2 separate regions of the Homo sapiens genome follow, and region 2 is linked to region 1. The links are chromatin contacts, found by Hi-C in ENCODE. All regions are on one chromosome and are shown on one strand. The core of a region is the stretch at or near the end of the contact, and the rest is flanking DNA. Distances in the headings are between cores, read along the strand shown.

Region 1 (3,199 bases), core at 511-3,010:
TGTTAAATGTTTTTATTTCATTTGGCTGCATGTTAAGTAAAAGGATAAGAATAAGTCACTGTGTAAATAAGAAGAGAGATGACTCATAATTTAAAATAAATAACAATTACTCAGACATATTTCTTTTTATATTCCCTAGGTCCATTAATATTGCTCAACCCTGGTCAAATAATTCAAATTATCTTTAAAAATAAAGCCGCAAGACCGTATTCTATTCATGCTCATGGAGTGAAAACAAATAATTCCACTGTTGTTCCAACTCAGCCAGGTAACTACTTTGGGAGAAAAATAATCCCCAAAGCTTTTATGCAGGACTACGAGGCTAATGTTCTTTTAAATATATGGGTGCAGTTCCAGATGAGAGAGACGAGTGGACTAGTAAGATGAGCCTGAAGAAAGCATTTGGCGGGGGAGTTCCTTCTGCAAGTCAAGTTTACTTCCAGGCTGGGGCACCATGAGCAAAACTGTGAAGTGAAGGTTTGGTCTTCAGGGCCTACCTCCCCAGTGTATGAATTTCTCCTCTAGGTCCACCCTCCCTCCCACCGCTGTACCTGTCCAGCTGCCAGGTATTCTTATACTATATACAATCTCTCCAACTAAAGTGCTAAAGTAGGAGTTGAGTACAAGATGCAATATGTGAGAAAGTGGGGGAGGATTGAGCCAATAAGAGGAAATGATGGACCCCATGTATTAACATTTCCGTGGAATGGAATCACTGCTATACAGCATGCCATTCAACATAATTAACTCAGAAGAACATTAATATATTTTACTTAAAAATGCCCAGTAAGCAGACTGTGATATGAGGATTTGTGTGTAGATAGTGCTCTTGGAATCAACTAATATGGAAAGAATGAGAAATGAGTAGGATTGGACAGGGAGTGAGGTTAAGCAGAGATGCAGCCTCAACAGAAGTCACAGCCAACACAGTTCTGAAGATAGGGTGACCTTCAGCTTTCCTAAGCTGGAGTGAGAGAGCTGGGCTGTTATGTCCCTGAAGCAGTCATTAGATGCAATCTTGAGCAAGGTAGCTTTCTTCAGCCAAGGCTCTCTCTAAAGGAGGCTGACGCCTGCTGGAGTGAAATGTTCTTCATTCTTGATTGGGAATCTAGGGGTGGCATCAGAATGTCCACTATAGTTGCTCACCAAAACAAGTAGTTTTGGAAATTAAGAGTATCAATGAAAGCCAAATTCAGAAAGAAAAGATTTGTAAAGCAGAGGGACTGACAATAGACTTTGATGGTGGGCGAAATGTTTCTTTTTGTTTTTAAAAGCAGTCCTGTGGTCTGTTAAGTCTCATATCAAGGGAGTTTGCAAGTCAGTCCACTGCTCTGATTAGTTAAGAAAGGATCTACTACATGCATTCCACAAACACTTCTGAGTACTCTACCTGCTGTATGCCAGGCATTGTGTGATGTACTGGAAGGCAAGGGTTAGTGCTAAGTAGATTGTTACAGATTTGGGAGCTGGAGGTGGGGTTGGTTAATGTCATAGGACTATAACTCCCATGGATCTGTGGAAGTGGGAGATACAGAATTACGGTGGGGAGGGAGCAAAAGAACTTCACTGCAATATAGAATATAGAATTAAGATCCAATAGGACTAATATGCACAGCCTTGAGGGCAGGGAGGAGGTACATGTGATCCACACATTGGAATGTTCAGAGCAGGGATTCAAGGCTTTGTCACATTGAGTAATTGCCACATTGACTAAGATCACAAAGCAAGAAGTGAAACCAGAAGTGAAAGCTAGGACTATGCTGCCTACTATTTTTATAGCTTTAGTGTTTGCTCATTGTCTGGTTCTCCGTAAAGAAGTCTGATTTTAAAAGCTCTATTTAAATACACTTCATTTGTCTATTTCAGGAGAGATTCAAATATATACTTGGCAGATACCTGATAGAACTGGTCCTACCTCACTGGACTTTGAATGCATACCTTGGTTTTACTATTCAACTGTATCTGTGGCTAAGGTAAATTTTAAATCAAATAACAGTTCTTATCCTATCTCCTCCCAGAAATTATAACGGAAGGAAGAAGGTATTTATCATTGCTCTTAAGAACCTTAGTTCCATGTAAACTTTCTATTAAGTAACTTAATTACTGTTCAGCTTTTATTCCTACATTGGTCTGCATTTTTCAAGAGCAAAATAAACTATTACCTCATGATTACTTAGGCTTATAATTCTTTGCATAATCTCACTGTGAATTGAAAAATATATCTAATTATACAATAATAGACTATACTTTGTTCCACTGAATAGTATTCGAATTACAGAAAACAACATACACTAAAGAATTTTAAAATTCAGTTGGATGTGGTGGCTGATGTCTATACAAAAAATTTTAAAATTAGCCAGGCGCAGTGGCACATGCCTGTAGTCCTAGCTACGGGAGGCTGAGGTAGGAGGATTGCTTGAGTCCAGGAGTTCAAGATTATGCTGAGCTATGGTCACTCCATTGCCTAGGTGACACAGCAAAACTTGGTCTCTAAATAATAATAATAGTAACAATAGTAATCATAAATAAAGAATGGTATAATTCTATGATTAATAAGAAATATATATATACATATTGTGTGTGTAGGGGGGTGTATGTGTGTGTGTGTTTATATTTAAAACCCTCAACTATAGGGTTCAAGTTTATTTGCACTAAAAAAAAAAAAAAACAGTGCAAGTATTCTATTTGAACTCTTATCTTGGCCCACTCTGCCTGGAACAAGAATCTACACAGAGATTTAATTCAAAAACAAAATGAAGACAAACAAACCAAGACTCTCAACTAAAAGCTGCTGCAGGGGCAAAAGCACAAAGGTGAAGGGACTAACTCCTTTAGACTTCCTGCCAACCAACTTCAATGCCAGGAATTCTAATTAAAACCAAAATTCTTTTTTTATTAAAATGTCAAAAATAGAGCTAAATCCACTGAAAAATGTATCTAAAATCCCTTTCAGAGGTTTGGTGTTCTCTTTAGACTTCAACTCTAATGAATGAGGTTACAATTTTTCTTCAATCAAACATTGAGCATGTCAAATATTTTGTTCTTCACTCTCAGAATCCTGATAATTAAAAACTCAGGATTTGACCTCATTAAAAACTAAAACCGGATTCTACCTCTTTTATTTTGTGGGGGAAAATGTTAGTTGTGGCCACAGTGAACGATCTTGCTTTGCCTCCTCAGGACCTTCACAGTGGACTGG
Region 2 (3,405 bases), core at 24-2,523, 340 kb before region 1:
ACCTTTCTGCTTAGTTGTTCTTACTGAGTGGCTTCCATTCCTCATAATTCCAGCTGTCTGCTGCAGCTCCAGCCATCACGTTCATATGCCAGGCTGGAGAAAAGATGGAAGGGTGGGAAGCAGAAACGTATGTCTATTGCTTCCGTTTAAAAACCTTTCCCAGAAGCCCACACAGCACTTCTGTTCATTGTCTAGAACTTAGTCTCTTGGCAATACTTAGCACCTAAAAAGGGAGAGCAGATATTCCAAAGCAACAACCATCTCTGTCATTCCCATCTAATTGTTTTCTGGGAATAAAAGCTTTGTGCAAATGGACTTACTGGATCAAAGCTTTTCCCAGGTTTTTGTTGCATATTGATATACTGCTCTTCAGAAAGATGGTACCAAGTTAAGTCTAGTAATATGCGAGAATAACCCGCCGTAAGTTTTCAGGTTCTTTTGTGTGCATTTTATGGGCATTTTTAAAGCTATTTTTCTGAAGCTGCATTTTTTCTTTTGTTTATTAAATCATACATTCTATAAAGAGTGAGGTGGAGATTTTACTATTTACAATTTTGTCTTCAAAATCTATGTCTGTACAAGTAGAATATTCATTCCAAGCACTGGAAGGACATTTTAATGTTATTCGCACGTATTTCCTCTACTCCTAAGAAAACTTATTTGGAGGTTGCCAGTTGAATTAATACATTAATCAAAGTAAGGCAGCTCTCTCCTGTTTTGAAAAACTTCCTGTCAATTAAATACAAGGCACAGTGTAAAAGTGGCTCTGCCCAAGTTAGTGTTTAGACAGAAATGTTTGTATTACACCGTGGTGTGACCATCAGCAGCTCCATAAATAAAGGAATCATCTGCCGGCGCTTCCCACCTTTTGGGTGGGGTCTGTTTTCTCCTTCAGTGGAAGGACATTGGGGTCATCATCATTACTGCTGAAATGTTATTACTTTAGATTTTATCAAAAAACTTGGTGTCACCAGGTCTGAAGGGAAAAAAAAAATCAAACTTTTTTCTTTTTACCCTCACACACCATCCAACACAGCACTTCCGATTCCCTAGCAGACACCAACTGGGTGTCCTGTAATTTCATTCAATTCTGACACTACCTACCCAGAGATAGTATCAGATCTCACAGGCTAAGGGCTTAGTCCCACAAGACTGCACCCCCTCCAGCCCACCTTTTTAGATGCCAATTGCAAGCTACAGGTGGTGACCTGTGCTTCTGACTAACTCCCTCCTTGGATTTGATCCATTTGCTAGAATGACTCACATAACTCAGGGAGACACTTCACTTACTTTTACCCATTTATTAGAAAGAATGTTACAAGGGATTCAGATGAACAGCCAGGTGGAAGAGATACATAGGACAAGGTACTTGGAGCTTCCACACCCTCTCTGGATGTGCCACCCTCCAGGAGCCTTCACATGTTCAGCTATCCAGAAGCTCTCTGAACCCTATCCTTATGGATTTTTATGGAGGCTTTATTACATAGGCATAATTGATTTCATCACTGGTGATCAGCTCATCCTTCAGCCCCTCTTCCCTTCCCTGAAGGTTGGGATGTGGTGTGGGACTGAAAGTTCGAATCCTCCAGCCATGTGGTTGGTTCCCCCTGGCAACCAGCCCCTTCCTAAGGCTATGTAGGAGCCCACCAACAGTCACCTCATTAAAACAAGAGAAGTTCCTATCACCCAGAAAATTCCAAGGGATTAGAAGCTCTGTGTCAGGAGCCGAAGTCAAAGACCAAATATTAAAACCAAAGATTCTCCTAGCACCCCTATCTACAAGGGTTATAGGAACTCTAGATCGGCAATGGTGACAGAGATTTATTTCTTAATATATCACAATATCACACATGGTTTCCCGATTTGGTTATTCAAATTGGTTTATATTAGCTTTTTTTCATCTTTCTTTATCTTGCGAGTGTTACAGAATAAAACTCACTTCTCTTCAAAGTTAGAAAAGTGACCAGCCAAAGGATTACTATCACTGAGGGATCATTTAGAAACAAGTGATTATTCTAATGCTACTAACTTAAATAAAAAAAAAAAAGTTGGTGAATCAGTAGATGGCCGTGCCGTATATATTCTTGCAACTTTCCTATAAGTTTAAAGGTATATCAAAACAAAAAGTTATATACGCACAAATAGATGTTGATTTTATATGATTTTTATCTGCTACTTTCATGAAGAAGGATGGGGTTTGAAGTCATAATTGAAACAGGTACATATTTTTGTACTTTGTTAAGTAAAAAATTAAATCAATCATGTATTTTTTATTAACATCCACTTGTGGGTACAAAGATACTTACTGTTTGGAGTTTGCATAAACATACTTGTTTAAAAACAACAGCATTTTTTAGGCTAAATCTGTTTTTCCATTAGTTGAAGTCATAGAACCTTCAAGGCTTCCTGCATTTCTGTACCTGGTATGTCCCCTCACATTTTGGAACTATTATCTCCTTGTAAATTATTAGAAAAATTAAATTAGATTAAAACTTCTTGAGCATTTCTTTATTAGGAAAAATGGAAATCCATTACATATTCTTTTGCTTGCATTCAATCTTACTGTGCTTTTTACTGCAAGCTGAAGTCCCCTTTCTACTTTAAATGGGAGAGAAAATCTTGTGCTGACATGAGATGCTCATTACCACCAAGGCACTCATTACCAACAAGGGCAGTAAAGGAATCGCAGCTTTGGCTGCCTCTCACACTGAATCTGAGAGTTGCTATTATTAGAATGCAAAAAAAAAAAAATTGTGGGGTGCTGGTGGGGGAACTATGTGAGACTTGTGGTTAGCTAGACCTGTGTTTTAAGAATATTTTTGTCTCTGAGTCAATTGTTACTTAACTACTCGACTATATGAAATCAAGTATATCAGCCAGGTGCAGTGGCTCATGCCTGTAATCCCAGCACTTTGGGAGGCCGAGGCAGGCAGATCACCTGAGGTCAGGAGTTCAAGACCAGCCTGGCCAACATGGTGAAACCCCGTCTCTACTAAAAATACAAAAAAATTAGCCTGGCGTAGTGGCGCATGCCTGTAGTGCCAGCTACTCAGGAGACTGAGGCAAAAGAATCACTTGAACCTGGGAAGTGAAGGTTGCAGTGAGCAGAGATCGTTCTCCAGTCTGGGTGACAAGAGTGAAACTCCATCTTAAACACACACACACACACACACACACACACACACACGAAAGAAATCAAGTATATCTGTAGTTTTTGCAGTAAATTGATGTCTACCATTATTTCTCTCCATTTTCTTGTGTTCATTGTACTATAAGGTGTTTATTGATTTTTTTTCTTTTTTTGCATTTGAATTACTCAGATCCCTTTAAACAGTTTGGATAGATTTTCACAAGGGAAAGGAAGGGAACTAATATTTATAGTGTGTCATGCATATCCGGCACTGT

The links. A loop is a pair of places that touch in the nucleus more often than their neighbours do. Pooled maps may share reads with other maps.
Region 2: a loop to region 1 is called in a pooled map, with 2.9 times the contacts of the local background. The contact joins two enhancer-like sites. A Hi-C loop is called at or near these places in 2 of 37 single-sample maps with no recorded cell type and 2 of 50 pooled maps.

The regions. Positions count from the first base shown.
Region 1 is chr3:149,244,437-149,247,635 of GRCh38, reverse strand. It overlaps the pseudogene CPHL1P. Among named protein-coding and RNA genes, the nearest start is that of CP, 24 kb to the right of the region's middle. Within about 2 kb of position 1,760, at least 7 of the 41 ENCODE cell types and tissues checked have a DNase peak (open chromatin) inside an H3K27ac peak, as active enhancers do.
Region 2 is chr3:149,584,904-149,588,308 of GRCh38, reverse strand. All of the region lies in intron 2 of WWTR1 (WW domain containing transcription regulator 1), which reads left to right. Among named protein-coding and RNA genes, the nearest start is that of WWTR1-IT1, 65 kb to the left of the region's middle. Within about 2 kb of position 1,273, at least 6 of the 41 ENCODE cell types and tissues checked have a DNase peak (open chromatin) inside an H3K27ac peak, as active enhancers do.